2 separate regions of the Homo sapiens genome follow, and region 1 is linked to region 2. A link is a loop called in an ENCODE intact Hi-C map of the cell type or tissue named here. Cell type or tissue: mammary epithelial cell. All regions are shown on one strand.

Region 1 (8,000 bases), 110 kb after region 2:
AGGCTAACAGCTGTCAGCACAGGTAACAACCTGGGGAAACCATGAGGTCCCTTCCACCTACCCCTCATTTCTAGCCCTAAAGTAGAGGGAGACCACTTTTCCACACCAGCAGATTCCCTCCCCCAATCTCACATCCCCTCTGGAACCCACTGGGGCCCACTGTACAGACCAGAGGCAGGAATACCACTGGCTTTAGGTCTAGGACATCACCCCAGGACTCCTGACTCCCTCCCAGCTACTTGCCCTTCCTGGCTTCACTCAGGCTGCCTGCCCATGGCCAGACAGATGCCCAGAACAGCCCAGGTGTCTCTACTTGGGCATCTCACGGGTGTATTCCTCCCTGTTCTTGCAGATGATGTCACCCCTAGCCTCGGGTCTCTTCCATCGGGCCATTTCCCAGAGTGGCACCGCGTTATTCAGACTTTTCATCACTAGTAACCCACTGAAAGTGGCCAAGGTGAGTGCCTCTCCTTCCCCAGGGCTCAGCATGGAAGGGCAGGATGGAAGCACCACTGAGCATCCTTTCTTCTCTCTATAGAAGGTTGCCCACCTGGCTGGATGCAACCACAACAGCACACAGATCCTGGTAAACTGCCTGAGGGCACTATCAGGGACCAAGGTGATGCGTGTGTCCAACAAGATGGTAGGTAGAACATTCCAGCTGCCTGACCTGGCTGCCTGAGGGCCATCCTCCTATCCTGGTACCCAGCCACCCCCAACTACTTCCCCAGGGACCCTGTCTCAAGAGCACACGAGGGAGACTTCCTTTAACTCTGATCCCTTCCTCTCCCCCATAGAGATTCCTCCAACTGAACTTCCAGAGAGACCCGGAAGAGGTAAACAGGCCACATTCTGCAATTTGAGTATTTATTTAACACCTACTTTGTGCCAGGCACTTGGGATACTTAGGGAATTGTTCAGGCCAAGATCCCTTCCCTAGTGGAGCTGATGTTCCAGTGGGGAAGGAGAATAAACCCTATAAATAAATATATTATCCACCTCCTTAGAAGGTGATAGGTGAATAGCAAGGAATGGAGAGGGTAAAGGGGTTGGACATTTTGGGAGGTATGGACTTTTAAATAGAATGGCTAGAACAGGACTCAGTGAAGTGAAATTTAGCAAAGATTTTCAAGAGGTGAAGGAGTGAGCTATACAGATACCCGCGGCCATCCCAAGTCCACGTAATTTGGTCCTGCCTATCCTGCTCCCCTCCCACACCCATCCTCCTGGGGCTCACCATGCCAGCCCCAGCCTTTTCCCAATCAAAGAACCTAGGCTAGAGCAGCCTCTGAAGGGGCACCCAAGGTTGCAGGGACCCTGGGAGGATACTTGAGGAGACTGGCTGGAAATGCCCTTTGCCTTGTAGATTATCTGGTCCATGAGCCCTGTGGTGGATGGTGTGGTGATCCCAGATGACCCTTTGGTGCTCCTGACCCAGGGGAAGGTTTCATCTGTGCCCTACCTTCTAGGTGTCAACAACCTGGAATTCAATTGGCTCTTGCCTTATGTAAGTGAGTAGGAGTTCAATTGGCTCTTGCCTTACGTAAGTGAGTACCATAGTGGAGGCAGGGAAGGATGCCTCTTGGACGGTGCTGGGCACCAGGTCAGATGCCAGTAGCCCCTCTGTGGATGCCCTATGTTTGGGAGCCTCCTGTAGTCCCTGTACAGTGAAAACTGGCCATGAATGATGGAGGGGAAGAAGGGAGAAGTATGGCCTGCTGGAGATTTGAGGACCACAAATTCTCAGATCATAGTTTAGATGGGTTATGATGTTCATTCCCAAGCCTCTAGGCAACTGCAAATCCTGAAGCCCTCCCTTGCTCCTGGGTCAGGGTAGATGCCCCAACTCAGGATGGACCCCCACTCAGTACCACTTCAGCTCTGGCCCAGGTGGTAGTGATGAGCAGGATGGGAGCAGGGGGACAAGAGAGAGTCATGGGCCCTTCCTGGGCTGTGTGCTGTGTCTGATAACTCATCATTAGATGGGCAAGACCTTTGGGGCCTTTGTAGCTCTGGCCAGAATCCCTCCTAATGCTCAGGCCTGACCCACACTGGGGTCCTTGTCTTGTGAACAGATCATGAAGTTCCCGCTAAACCGGCAGGCGATGAGAAAGGAAACCATCACTAAGATGCTCTGGAGTACCCGCACCCTGTTGGTGAGGGACCCAGCTGGCAGGGGTGCTCAGTTCGGACAGGGTTGACCCCCCTGTTTTTTTTAACCTAGTAGCTGCTCTTTGCAAAGGGGCTCCCAGCCAGGGTAAGGATCTTTCTTGGAGGGTCTGGGGTTTGCTGTGGGATCAGATGACTGCTTACAGGTAAGGTGCTCAGGGTCACAGGGGCAGTTATGCAGCAAAATCAGGGGTTACAATCAGCAGAGACAGAAACTTTCCCAGGAAGCTCCCTTTCTCCCCCTCCCAGGCCAAAAACTCCTGGGGGGCTGAGCATGGATCCAAGTCACTGGTGGGCCCACCTCTGGCCCAGCTGGCACCCAGGCCTCAGGTAAGTGTGGCCTCCTCACTCAGAATATCACCAAGGAGCAGGTACCACTTGTGGTGGAGGAGTACCTGGACAATGTCAATGAGCATGACTGGAAGATGCTACGAAACCGTATGATGGACATAGTTCAAGATGCCACTTTCGTGTATGCCACACTGCAGACTGCTCACTACCACCGAGGTATGCAGGGTCCCCAAGAGTGGCCACACTGGCCCCGTCCACTCTCCAGGTGTGCTGTTTACCAACTGGGCTTATCGACTGCTCCCCTACCCTCTCTGTACTTCTGGGCTAGTATAGGATTCTAAGATATCACAGAGGAGGCAGCATGCTATCAACTACAAGAGAGGAAGGGGCCAGGCACGGTGGCTCACACCTGTAATCCCAGCACTTTGGGAAGCCGAAGTGGGTGGATCATTTGAGGCCAGGAGTTCTAGACCAGCCTCACCAACATGGTGAAAACCCATCTCTACTAAAAGTACAAAAAAATTAGCCAGCTGTAGTGGCGCATGCCTATAGTCCCAGCTACTCAGTAGGCTGACGCAGGAGAATCGCTTGAACCTGGGAGGGGGAGGTTGCAGTGAGCCGACATCACACCACTGCACTCCAGCCTGGGCAACAGAGCGAGACTCCATCTCAAAAAAAAAACAAAAAAAGTATAAGAGAGGAACTGTTCTTCCTTAGGAACAAGGGCAGGACCTCAAACAGTCCAGAGGAGAAGCCTGGGGTGGTCAGGGAAGGCTTCCTGGCTGAGAGGACAGGCTTAGGGGCACCTTGAAAGTTCAGGCTGACTGGGGCTAGGGGAACATGTGGGTAACAGGTTAAAGGGGGGGGGGCTGGAAAATGCAGACACCAAAGACCCTTCAATATGAGGCCAAGAAAGGAAGGTTCAGAACAGGGAAAAGGAAGGCTTCCATGATCCTGGCCACAATCCTGTGAATTAGGTTTTAGTATTCTCAGTCTGAAGATAAGGAATTATTGATACAATTCAGAAAGGTAGAGCAACTTGCTTTAGGTCACACAGTGAATGAGTAGTGCAGACAGGATTCAAGTCTGCCCCCTTGATTCTGAAGCCAAAGCTCTTTTTCCTGCTTGGTGCAGGTGAGTGGGAGGCATGGGGTGGATGAGAAGCCTAGGCAGAGGCTTTTCCTGCATCCCTCCTCAGTTTCCCTATTCACAGATGCCGGCCTCCCTGTCTACCTGTATGAATTTGAGCACCACGCTCGTGGAATAATCGTCAAACCCCGCACTGATGGGGCAGACCATGGGGATGAGATGTACTTCCTCTTTGGGGGCCCCTTCGCCACAGGTGCAAAGGTCCCACCTGATACCCCAACTGGGTGTCCAGTCTCCCACCTCTGGATGCAGACCCACCCCTCCATTGGCTGGCCACAGGGAGCTCACCAGTTCCTAATCTGTTATGCTCTCCCAAATGAAAGTCTTCTGCTCCGGAAGCAGCAGAAGCAGCAGGAGTAGGGTGGGAGGTCAGTGTCCCCTGCTCTGTCCGAAATCCCACATCCCATTCTGCCCCCAGGCCTTTCCATGGGTAAGGAGAAGGCACTTAGCCTCCAGATGATGAAATACTGGGCCAACTTTGCCCGCACAGGGTGAGTCTGCCCCCCAGCACATCTGGGCATTCTACCTGCCCAGTGCTGGACCTGAAGAAGCCAGCTGCTTCGGATATTTGCCCCAGCATGTCCTACAGGAACTGCCCAGTCGGCCCAAACAGGGTGCCCCTTCTTCTTCAGCTTTCCTCAGTCAGTCACCGGATCCTAAACGTCTCTAGAATGTGTCCTTCTTGATCCATGACCCACACTCTTCATTCACTCAAGCATTCCACAGTCATTCACCACTGCACTCTTTTGGGCCCAGCCCCAGTACTGGGAGCTGGAATTCAAGGATGTTGCAGACATGAGCCCCATCCTCCAGCAGCTCACCACATAAAATCAGGAAATTACAATCTGGTACGCTGAGAGCTGTACTGGGGGAGCACAAGGCACTTTGAGAGCATAGAGGAGGTGTCTGGCCCAGCCTAGGGGGCAGGTGACATGTAAAGAGAGCTTTGGCTAGCCTTGTGACTATTTTCTTAAAGTCTCGCTCTGTCACCCAGACTGGAGTGCAGTGGCGCAATCCCAGCTCACTGCAATCTCCGCCTCCCAGGTTCAAGCGATTCTCCCACCTCGGCCTCCTGAGGAGTTGGGATTACAGGCCACCACGCCTGGCTAATTTTTGTATTTTTGTAGAGGTGGGGTTTCACGTTGGCCAGGCTGGTCTTGAATTCCTAACCTCAAGCTATCCACCCACCTCGGCCTCTGAAAGTGCTGGGATTACAGGCATGAGTCACTGCGCCTGGCCTCTCTCCTTTCAAATCATCCTCCTTATGACACTCAAAGTGTCTTTCTTCTTCTTTTTTTTTTTAAATTTTTTTGAGACATGGTCTCACTCTGCTGCCCAGGCTAGAGTGTAGTGGTGCAATCACAGCTCACTGCAGCCTTGACCTCCCAGGCTCAAGCAGTCCTCTCACTTCAGCCTCCCAAGTAGCTGGGACTACAGACACATACCACCATGCCCGTCTAATTTTTTTTTTTTTTTGAGACAGAGTCTCGCTCTGTCACCCAGGCTGGAGAGCAGTGGTGCAATCTCAGCTCACTGCAAGCTCTGCTTCCCGGGTTTATGCCATTCTCCTGCCTCAGCCTACCGAGTAGCTGGGACTACAGGTGCCTGCCACCATGCCTGGCTAATTTTTTTGTATCTTTAGTAGAGACGAGGTTTCACCATGTTAGCCAGGATGGTCTCGATCTCCTGACCTTGTGATCTGCCCGCCTCGGGCTCCCAAAGTGCTGGGATTACAGGTGTGAGCCACCACGCCTAGCCTAATTTTTGTATTTTTTGTAGAGATGAAGTCTTGCTATTTTGCCCAGACTGGTCTCCAACTCCCGGGCTCAAGCAATTTTCTCACCTATGCCTCCCAAAGTGTTGGTCTTACAGGTGTTAGCCACCATACCCAGCCCAAGGGGTCTTTCTGAAATAACATCTGACCAAGTCACTCTCCTGTTTAAAACTCTTCATGGCTTCTCTCTGCCTCCAAGATAAAGTCCCAGCTCCTCAACCTTGCGTGAAAGGCCTTTCAAAATCTTTCCTATGTCATCTCCTTTCCACTTTGATCCCTTTCACACACTCTCTTTTTTTTTTGTTTTTGTGTTTGTTTTTGAGACAGTCTCGCTCTGTCACCCAGGCTGGAGTGCAGTGGCGCGATCTCGGCTCACTGCAATCTCCACCTCCCAGGTTCATGCTATTCTCCTGCCTCAGCCTCCCGAGTAGCTGGGACTACAGGCACCCGCCACCTCGCCCGGCTTTTTTTTTGTATATTTAGTAGAGACAGGGTTTCACCATGTTAGCCAGGATGGTCTCGATCTCCTGACCTCGTGATCCGCCCACCTCAGCCTCCCAAAGTGCTGGGATTACAGGCATGAGCCACCAGGCCTGGCCACACACACACTCTGTTTTTACCTAACTCTTGACTTGTGCTTCCTCCAAAAGCCTTGGTCTTTTATATCTCTCAACCTGGCACATACTGTTTGCTCTGCCTGGAAGGCCCACCCCAATACACACTTTCCTACTCTTTATTAAAGTTCTAAGTATCATCTCCGTAAAGCCCTCTGGAACCCCAAGTCCCAAGGGCAAATTAAACGAGGGAAGGGTGAAAGAAAGAAGCAGGATGAAAAGGAACACAGGTAATCCTCTCTTTTTTATTTCTGGGCAGAAACCCCAATGATGGGAATCTGCCCTGCTGGCCACGCTACAACAAGGATGAAAAGTACCTGCAGCTGGATTTTACCACAAGAGTGGGCATGAAGCTCAAGGAGAAGAAGATGGCTTTTTGGATGAGTCTGTACCAGTCTCAAAGACCTGAGAAGCAGAGGCAATTCTAAGGGTGGCTATGCAGGAAGGAGCCAAAGAGGGGTTTGCCCCCACCATCCAGGCCCTGGGGAGACTAGCCATGGACATACCTGGGGACAAGAGTTCTACCCACCCCAGTTTAGAACTGCAGGAGCTCCCTGCTGCCTCCAGGCCAAAGCTAGAGCTTTTGCCTGTTGTGTGGGACCTGCACTGCCCTTTCCAGCCTGACATCCCATGATGCCCCTCTACTTCACTGTTGACATCCAGTTAGGCCAGGCCCTGTCAACACCACACTGTGCTCAGCTCTCCAGCCTCAGGACAACCTCTTTTTTTCCCTTCTTCAAATCCTCCCACCCTTCAATGTCTCCTTGTGACTCCTTCTTATGGGAGGTCGACCCAGACTGCCACTGCCCCTGTCACTGCACCCAGCTTGGCATTTACCATCCATCCTGCTCAACCTTGTGCCTGTCTGTTCACATTGGCCTGGAGGCCTAGGGCAGGTTGTGACATGGAGCAAACTTTTGGTAGTTTGGGATCTTCTCTCCCACCCACACTTATCTCCCCCAGGGCCACTCCAAAGTCTATACACAGGGGTGGTCTCTTCAATAAAGAAGTGTTGATTAGACCTGAATTTCTCCACCTATAAAATGGGTGTGTGAAGTGAATGATGTCTCAATTTGAGCCCTGAGAGAAAGGAAGTATTGCTGCCTGTTCCTTAGTGGGCTGTGCCTGGATGCTACACTCAGTCAAAGGGTGCTACTGCAAAGTTGCCTGGGGTACAAAACACTTGCCTTTTGCCTTCATGGTCTCAAGTGCACCCCTCAGGACAGCCACACCCCACGCTCACTTGTCCATCAGTTTAGGTCTTAGTGCCACATCTAGATTCCTCTGGCCTCTCCTGCAGCCCGTGTGTATCCCAGCCTGTCCCACAGTTTTGTTTCGTTGTTTTGTGGGGTTTTTTTTTTTTTTTTTGAGACGGAGTTTTGCTCTTGTCACCCAGGCTGGAGTGCAATGATGAAATCTCAGCTCACTGCAGCCTCAGTCTCCCGAGTTCAAGCGATTCTCCTGCCTCAGCCTCCCAAGTAGCTGAGATTACAGATGCCCACCACCATGCCCGGCTTATTTTTGTATTTTTAGTAGAGATAGGGTTTCATCATGTCAGCCAGGCTGGTCTCAAACTCCTGACCTCAGGTAATCCACCCGTCTCAGCCTGCTGAAGTGCTGGAATTACAGGCATGAGCCACCATGCCTGGCCACTGTGGGCTTTTTGGTGGTAAAATACACACGACAAATTTTACCATTTTAACTATTTTTGTTTTTTGTTTTGTTTTTTGTGGTTTTTTTTTTTTTTTTTTTTTTGAGATGGAGTCTCGCTCTGTCGCCCAGGCTGGAGTGCAGTGGCACGTTCTCGGCTCACTGTGATCTCTGCCTCCCGGGTTCACGCCATTCTCCTGCCTCAGCCTCTCGAATAGCTGGGACCACAGGTGCCCGCCACAACACCCAGCTAATGTTTTTTTTTTTGTACTTTTAGTAGACGGGGTTTCACCATGTTAGCGAGGACGGTCTCGATCTCCTGACCTCGTGATCCACCCACCTCGGCCTCCCAA
Region 2 (8,000 bases):
TAGTCCCAGCTACTTGGGGGACTGAGATGGGAAGGTTGCTTGAGCCCAGGAGGTGGAGTCTTCAGTGAGCCATGATTGTACCACTCCACTTCAGCCTGTGCGGCCAAGCGAGACCTTGTCTCAAAAATAATAATAATAAAATAAGACTGGGTGCTGTGGCTCATGCCTGTAATCCCAGCACTTTGAGAGGCCAAGGTGAGCAGATCACCTGAGGTCAGAAGTTCGAGAGCAGCCAGGATAACATGGTGAAACCCTGTCTCTGCTAAAAATACAAAAATTAAATGGGTGTGGTGGCACACAACTGTAATTCCAGCTACTTGGGAGGCTAAGGCAGAAGAATTGCTTGAACCCACGAGGCAGAGGTTGTAGTGAGCTGAGATGATGCCACTGCACTCCAGCCTGGGCGACAGAGCGAGACTCAGTCTCAAAAATAATAAATAATAATAATAATAATAATAGTAGTAATAATAAAATAGCTCTGTGGACTCTGATAATGCTTTCGCTCTTATGAGTAAAGCTACATATATTTAACTTATACACATGCCAATGTCCCATCATTTTAGAACATGATAAAGGGAACACAGGGAGAATTAAATTTTTTTTTTTTTTTTGAGATGGAATTTTGCTCTTCTTGCTCAGGGTGGAGTGCAATGGCACGATCTCAGCTCACCACAACCTCCGTCTCCCGGGTTCAAGCGATTCTCCTGCCTCAGCCTCCTGAGTAGCTCGGATTACAGGTATGCGCCACCATGCCTGGCTAATTTTTAGTAGAGATGGGGTTTCTCCATGTTGGTCAGGCTGGTCTCAAACTCCTGACCTCAGGTGATCTGCCACCTCAGCCTCCCAAAGTGCTGGGATTACAGGCTTGAGCCACCGCATCTGGCCAGAATTAAAATTTTTAAATTGAGCTGTTTGAGCTCTTTAAATAGAGCGGGGAGGAATTAAACTTATAGACTTATTTTTTGCCTTTCATCTCTATAGGTTTGTTTGTTTATTCGTTTTTTTTGAGATAGGATCTGGCTCTGTCACCCAGGCTGGAGTGCAATGGCATGATATCTTCTTACTGCAACCTCTGCCTCCTGGGCTCAAACCATCCTCCCACCTCAGCCTCCAGAATAGCTGAAACTACAAGTATGTGCCACCATGCCCAGCTAATTTTTTTTGTATTTTGTAGAGATGGGGTTTTGCCATGTCATCCAGGCTGGTCTCAAACTCTTGGCCTCAAGCGACCCTCTTGCCTCGGCCTCCCAAAGTGCTAGGATTCCATGTGTGAGCCTCCATGCCTGGCCCATCTCTAGAGTTTCTGTTTCCATTTTACTTGATGCTACTAAATGCCCTTAAATGGTCCCCAGCTTAGTGATCCTCTGAATTGTTGGTGGCCAGTGCTCCAATCAGCTCTCTGGGATGGATGAACCTTTACTGATGTCTGTGGGTCCAAATATCTTTGCTCCATTGGCCCCTGACTTTCTCTACCAGCAAGCAGCCTTGATCTGGGAAATCATCTAGCTGGGAGGAGCAAGGCAGGAAGTGGGAGGGAGGGTGGAGTGGGGGAGCGGGGCTGTGGAGGCCTGGGCTCCAGTTCTGATATATATGTGTGTATATATATATATATATATATATATATATATATGTATATATATTTTTTTTTTTTTTTTAGCAGGGTCTTGCTCTATTGCCCAGGCTGGAGTGCAGTGGTGCAGTCATGGCTCACTACAGCCTTGAACTCCTGGCCTCAAGTGATCCTCCTGCCTCAGGCTCTCAAAGTGCTGGGATTACAGATGTGAGCCACCGTGTCCAGCCCCAGTTCTTTTTCTTTTTTTTTTTTTTTTTTTCATTTTTTCTTTTTTTGAGACAGAGTCTCACTCTGTCACCCAGGCTGGAGTGTAGTGACGTGATCTTGGCTCACTGCAACTTCCACCTCCTGGGTTCAAGTGATTCTTGTGCCTCAGCCTCCCGAGTGGCTGGGACTACAGGCATGTGCAGCCACACCTGGCTAATTTTTGTATTTTAGTAGAGATGAGGTTTCACCATGTTGGCCAGGCTGGTCTCGAACTCCTGACCTCAGGTGATTCACCTGCCCCAGCTTCCCAAAGCAGGCCCATTAACCTAGCCCCTGGGAGAGTGGTCTGTGGAGGGAGTCTCCAAAGCCTACTCTGTCTCAGATCTCAACTCCTTCTGCCTTTCTGGGATTCTGGGAACCCCTCCCATGCCTCACCCCATTTTCCCTGCAACAGATGAACAGAAGGAATGTCTGCCATGAGCTACTGCTCTGTCCACCCTGCACAAGCTTGTGACCCCGTGCAGTGGGTCTGGGATGGGGCTGCAGGGCCACTGTGGAGGCAGCGGGACTAGCCATTGTGGCTAGGTGGGAGGAGCCCTGCAGGTGACCTCCTGGAATGGGAAAATAAGCAAGATCATGTGGTGGCCTCAGGAAGGGCTGGAGGCATGGCTGGCTCTTCATCAGCATAGAGGTAGGGAGGGGGCAAAGCAGAAAGTCCTGCCTCAGTCCCCCACTTTCCCTGCATGTTGATACCAGGGCTTTTGGGTATTCTTGTTTCCTCGTTTGCCTCCTCCTCATCCCCACCCCTGTGGCTACAGTCCTGGTCCCCTGTCCTGCCCTGGGGGTGCACAGGCTGCCTGTGGAATGAGTGAGGAAGGATGGGAGGACTGATGGTGTGGTGGATAGACAATTCAGGGAGGAGCAGGTGAGAGAGAAGGAGGCAAACAGTGAGTGGCTGCATGGCTGTGAAAAGCAAGGAAAGTTGGTGAGGAGTGTCCAGTACCAGAGGGGCTTTGGGTGTGGGTGGATGGAAATGAACAATTCGCCAAAAAAAGAACACTACATAGCCAGGTGTAGTAGTGCATGCCTGTGGTCCCAGCTACTTGGGAGGCTGAAGTGTGAGGATCGCTTGAGCCCGGGAGGTCAAGGCTGCAAAGAGAGATGATCGCACCACTGCACTGCAGCTTGGGTGACAGAATGAGTTCCTGTCTCCAAAACAAAACAAGACAAAACAAACAAACAAAAACAGAAAAAGGGGAACACTACAGAAAGGTGAGGGCCATTCTGTGTTCTCACTCAGGGCCCTGGACACAGGATGATCCCGGATGGTGAGGCGGAGGTGAGGACATTGCTGTATGAGCGGAGAGTTGGCTGAGCTGCTAGAATCCCTTCCTCTGAAACGAAGCAGTGAAGGGATGGTGTGGGGAAGGTTGTCAACCAGCCAGCATGCTCCTGGGCCTGTGGAAGGGGAGAGTGTCCACGGTTCACTTGGGGTCCCAGGGACCTTGCCAGCCCTGTACTGGGCTTTGGCATGAAGGGGTGGAGAAGCTCTTCCAAGCTCTGACTGGTGTCTTGGTTACTAAATCCTGAGGGTGGCATGATGAGAACACCAGTGGGGAGCCTTTGGCTGTGGGGTTCTGTGAGTGAGGCAGCATGAAGCAGAAGTTGCCTCTAGATGTCGCCATCTGACCACACTGGCATCAGCTGAGTGCCGTTGGAGGAAAATGTTCATGAGATGCGGCCTGAGGCCTGTCCCCAGCCCAAGCTGGGTCTCCTGGCGACTGCAGCTTGGAGCACCTTTGGAAAGCCTCCTGGGACTTGGGATGTCTTTGGGGCTGGGAACAAGTGTGGGTGGAGGAAGGGCCGGTCCTGTGGTCACCCAGCCCTGTCTTGTAGGGAAGGAACTGCTGGGGTCCCAGGAGAAGCCAGAGCCAGGCAGTGAGCTCCAGATGGTGGGGGAGTGGCTGCCACCTTGACCATCTTCCCCCGCATGGCTGTTCTCCTCTGTGGACCACCCCATGCCTCTGACCCCCATCCTCCCTACCCCATTCCCTACAGCCAGTCCCCACAACCACTCTTCCAGCAGCCCGGGGGGCCATTCCCATCTGTCCTCCCCTGTCCCAGTTCCAATAATGGACTACACCACCTTTATCTTCCACTGCCCCAAATGACGGCTGTCCGTCTAGTCAGTTCCACCCACTACACCACAGTCATCGTGACCATGTCACTCCTTTGCTCCGAACCATGGCTCCCCCTCACCCTAAGGAGGAAAGCTCAGACTCCCTCTCCCCAGGGTGGCCTCTCCAGCCTCCTCCATCTGTTCCCAGCAGGGTGGGCATGGCTGTCACATGTTCCTAGAACATGCCAGGCCTTTGGCCTTGCTGTTCCCTCCGCTGGAACACCTACCACTGCACCATCCACCTCCACCTGTCTTGTTCCTGCGACTCAGCATGACTCTGCTGAAGCATCCCCTGCCCTGGGAAGACTTCCTGGCTTTCCAGGCAGTACCAGCTCCTGTCTCCAGTTCCCATGGCACTGGGACCTCCATCACATCTCCTCAGATAGCTTGCCAATGTCTGTCAGTCTGTCTGCCCTCTTGGCGGCACCAGGGACCTCCTCTGACTCTCCTCTGAGTCCCCAGGGATCAGCCCAGTGCCTGGTATGAAGTAGGCACTTGCACATGCATTTAAAATGTTAGGGAGGAAAGAGTGGGAAAAGAGAAAGAGATCCTTGTCTTTCCTCACAAGCTGAAGTCACCTCTTGCAAGCATTGGGCCTGTGCCCTGGTTATCCCTGGGATGGAGCCGAGAACCCTCCAACTTTTGCTTCTTGCTATGGGCTTTTTGTTTTGAGACAGAGTCTCACTCTGTTGCCCAGACTGGAGTGCAGTGGCAGGATCATGGCTCACTGTAGCCTCAACAATGTCCGGCCTCTAAGCCCAAGCTAAGCCATCATATCCCTTGTGACCTGCACGTATACATCCAGATCACCTGAAGCAACTGAAGATCCACAGAAGAAGTGAAAATAGCCTTAACTGATGACATTCCACCATTGTGATTTGTTTCTGCCCCACCCTAACTGATCAATGTACTTTGTAATCTGCCCCACCCTTAAGAATGTTCTTTGTAATTCTCCCCACCCTTGAGAAGGTACTTTGTGAGATCCACTCCCTGCCTGCCAAACGTTGCTCCTAACTCCACCGCCTATCCCAAAACCTGTAAGAACTAATGATTAATCCACCACCCTTTCTTTGCTGACTCTCTTTTCGGACTCAGCCCACTTGCACCCAGGTGAAATAAACAGCCTTGTTGCTCACACAAAGCCTGTTTGGTGGTCTCTTCACACGGACACGTGAGACAAACTTCCCCTGGCTCAGGTGATCCTCCCACCTCAGCCTTCCGAGTAGCTGGGGCTACAGGCGTGCACCATCACCTGGCTAATTTTTGTATTTTTTGTGGAGATGAGGTTTCGCCATGTTGCTCCAGCTGGCCCTGTTATGGTTTTAAGGATAACCACAAATTCCTTGACACTCTTTCCATCAAGGAGTGGGGTCTAATTCCTCTCCTCTTGAATCTGGGCTGGCCTTAGAGTCTTGCTTATAACTGTCTCACGCACGTCCATGTGAAGAGAGTCCACCAAACAGGTTTTGTGTGAGCAACAAGGCTGTTTATTTATTTTGGACTCAAGGCGGGCTGAGTCCGAAAAAGGAGTCAGCAAGGGTGGTGGGATTATCATTAGCTCTTATAGGTTTGGGGATAGACGGTGGAGTTAGGAGCAATGTTTGGCAGGCAGGGAGTGGATCTCACAAAGTACCTTCTCAAGGGTGGGGAGAATTACAAAGAACCTTCTTAAGGGTGGGGGAGATTACAAAGTACATTGATCAGTTAGGGTGGGGAAGAAACAAATCACAATGGTGGAATGTCATCAGTTAAGGCTATTTTCACTTCTTTTGTGGATCTTCAGTTGCTCCAGGCCATCTGGATGTATAGGTGCAGGTCACAAGGGATATGATGGCTTAGCTTGAGCTCAGAGGCCTGACAACAACTAATAGAATATAGTAAGTCTTTATATAATGTCCTCACTTAATGTAGTTCTTGGAAATTGCAGCTTTAAGCAAAATGACATACAAGGAAACCAATTTTGTCATAGGCTAATTGACATAAACAAGAGTTAAGTTCCTACAGCATATTTCTGGTGATAGAAATATCATCAGACTTCTAAATAAAGACCCAAATGCTTCTCATATTAAACATTGAAACACGTGTAAGAAAGACTAATAGAAACAAGGCCAGGTGTGGTGGCTCACACCTGTAATCCCAGCACTTTGGGAGGCTGGGGAAGGTGGATCACCTGAGGTCAGGGATTTGAGACCAGCCTGGCCAACATGGCGAAACCCTGTCTCTCCTAAAAATACAAAAATTAGCCGGGCTTGGTGGTGGGCACCTGTAATCCCAGCTGCTCAGGAGGCTGAGGCAGGAGAATTTCTTGAATCCAGGAGGCGGAGGTTGCAGTGAGCCAAGATTGTGTCATTGCACTCCAGCGTGGGCAACAAGAGTGAAACTCCATCTCAAAAAAAAAAAAAAAAAAGAAAGAAAGAAAGATTAATAAAAACAAGTAATAGAATTATTTATCCAGTTATTCCAGTTCAAGGTCATGGATGGCTGGAGCCTATCCCAGCAGCTCAGGGCGCCAGGCGGGAACCAGGCCTAGACAGGATGCCATTGCCTTGAGTACACTCACACTCATGCAGACTGGGAGCATGCAGACAAGCTAGTTAATCTAACATGCACATCTTTGGGATGGGGGAAGAAACCAGAGTACCCAGAGAAAGTCCTCTACAGACTCCACACAGACAGTAGCCCCAGCCAGAAATAGATTTTTTTCTTCATCAATGTTGTAACAAAATAATGTTGAACAAAATGAGCCAGGAGTGGTCGCACACCCCTGTAGTTCCAGCCACTTGGGAGGCTGAGGCAGAAGGATCGCTTGAACCCAGGAGTTTGAGGTTACAGTGAGCTATGATCATGCCACTGCACTCCAGCCTGAGCAATAGAGACCTGTCTCTAAAACAAACAAACAAACAAACAAACAAATCATTAAAAAAAATAATAAAAGCTTTCAGTGACATCCTCCCATTTCTGCCTCCCACCATCCTCCCCTGCTTCCAAGGAGTCAGAAAAATGTCACAATCCCTTCATGATGTGCAAGGCTGAGTGTGACCTGGCCCTGCCCACTCTTCAACCCCATCTCATACCTCTACCACTTCTGTGCTTCAGCCACTCTGAGTTGCTTCCAGTGAGGGAGTCTCTCTGTTAACTGGACATAGTAGGGACTCAATTTGTGATAATTTGTGATCATAAACTAGGTCACATCTGTGAGCCTTGCTGAGCACTTTACATGTATTATCTCATTTAATCTTCATGCAACCCTATGATCAAGTATTATTAACCCATTTTACAGATGAAGAAACTGAGCCTGGGCATGTAAAAGGTTGTGCCCAAGGTCACAAAAATAGTAAATGCAGAGTCGAGTTTGAAACCCTGGTGTCTGAATCCAAACCTTCCTCAGCAATCATGTGATTCTACCGAATAGGTATTGATTTGATAAGAAGCATGTGCTCCACCTGCTCCCCAAAGGCCGGGCAGCAACTTAGGAGGGAGAGTGAGCTGTTGGTCTATGGAAGCATTCTAGCAAGAGCTGGGGAGCACTAGGCAAGATGTGAATTGGACGGAGTGTGGGGGCCCCACCCTGAGGCTGGGACCTCTGCCTATGCCTGGGATTGGGGGCTGTGTGCACGCATGGGTCATGTGATACCCTGTATATGGCCTTTCCCTGTGTCCAGGCCAGCCTAGTCCTTGGGGCTGGGGGTGGGCAAGAGCAGGTGGAAGCTTGGGGAGCCCGCCTCGAGCAGGCAGAGTCCAGCAGACCATAGCCTGTCCACTGTCCTGACCCTGTGGCCCTGGACTGGCCTCTGCCCTGGGCCTGGCACCTCTGGCTTGGGGAAGGGCCCAGAACTACTCAGGCACACAGTGAGGCCTGCCCTCCCACCTGCTACCAGGCAGAATTTATCTCAACTGAGTGAGAAATAGAGAGAGGGAGAGAGAAAGAGAGAAAGGGAGAGAGAGAGAGAGGCAATTGCGTAAGAGGATTTGAACAAAAATGGTTATGGCACTGGTGTTTGTAAGAAAGAGAAACTGGACACTGTTTACATGTCCTCCTCA

What was found. Hi-C counts contacts between places; a loop is a spot of excess contacts. Peaks named below come from ENCODE experiments on the same cell type or tissue, not always from the same donor. Only the 100,000 strongest peaks of a DNase experiment are listed, where the experiment ranks them.
Region 1: a loop joins it to region 2, with 5 times the contacts of the local background. A loop is called at or near these places in 6 of 110 quality-filtered maps.

The regions. Positions count from the first base shown.
Region 1 is chr16:67,002,718-67,010,717 of GRCh38, forward strand. CES4A (carboxylesterase 4A) reads left to right here. Exons shown (of 14, transcript NM_001364782.1): 6 at 353-457; 7 at 539-643; 8 at 798-836; 9 at 1,367-1,507; 10 at 2,076-2,156; 11 at 2,523-2,676; 12 at 3,674-3,802; 13 at 4,028-4,100; 14 at 6,257-7,700. The coding sequence ends at 6,425. Among named protein-coding and RNA genes, the nearest start is that of CES4A, 18 kb to the left of the region's middle. In mammary epithelial cell, no CTCF peak of the experiment used is centred here; no DNase peak of the experiment used is centred here.
Region 2 is chr16:66,891,915-66,899,914 of GRCh38, forward strand. LOC124903700 (a long non-coding RNA gene) reads left to right here and starts at 444. Exons shown (of 2, transcript XR_007065089.1): 1 at 444-737; 2 at 3,081-5,100. It overlaps LOC107984821 (a long non-coding RNA gene), which reads right to left. Exons shown (of 3, transcript XR_001752244.2): 3 at 7,775-8,000. RefSeq lists an enhancer at 7,194-8,000. In mammary epithelial cell, a CTCF peak has its summit at 3,455 (motif pointing right); a DNase peak (open chromatin) is centred at 3,467; H3K27ac peaks cover 2,031 bases.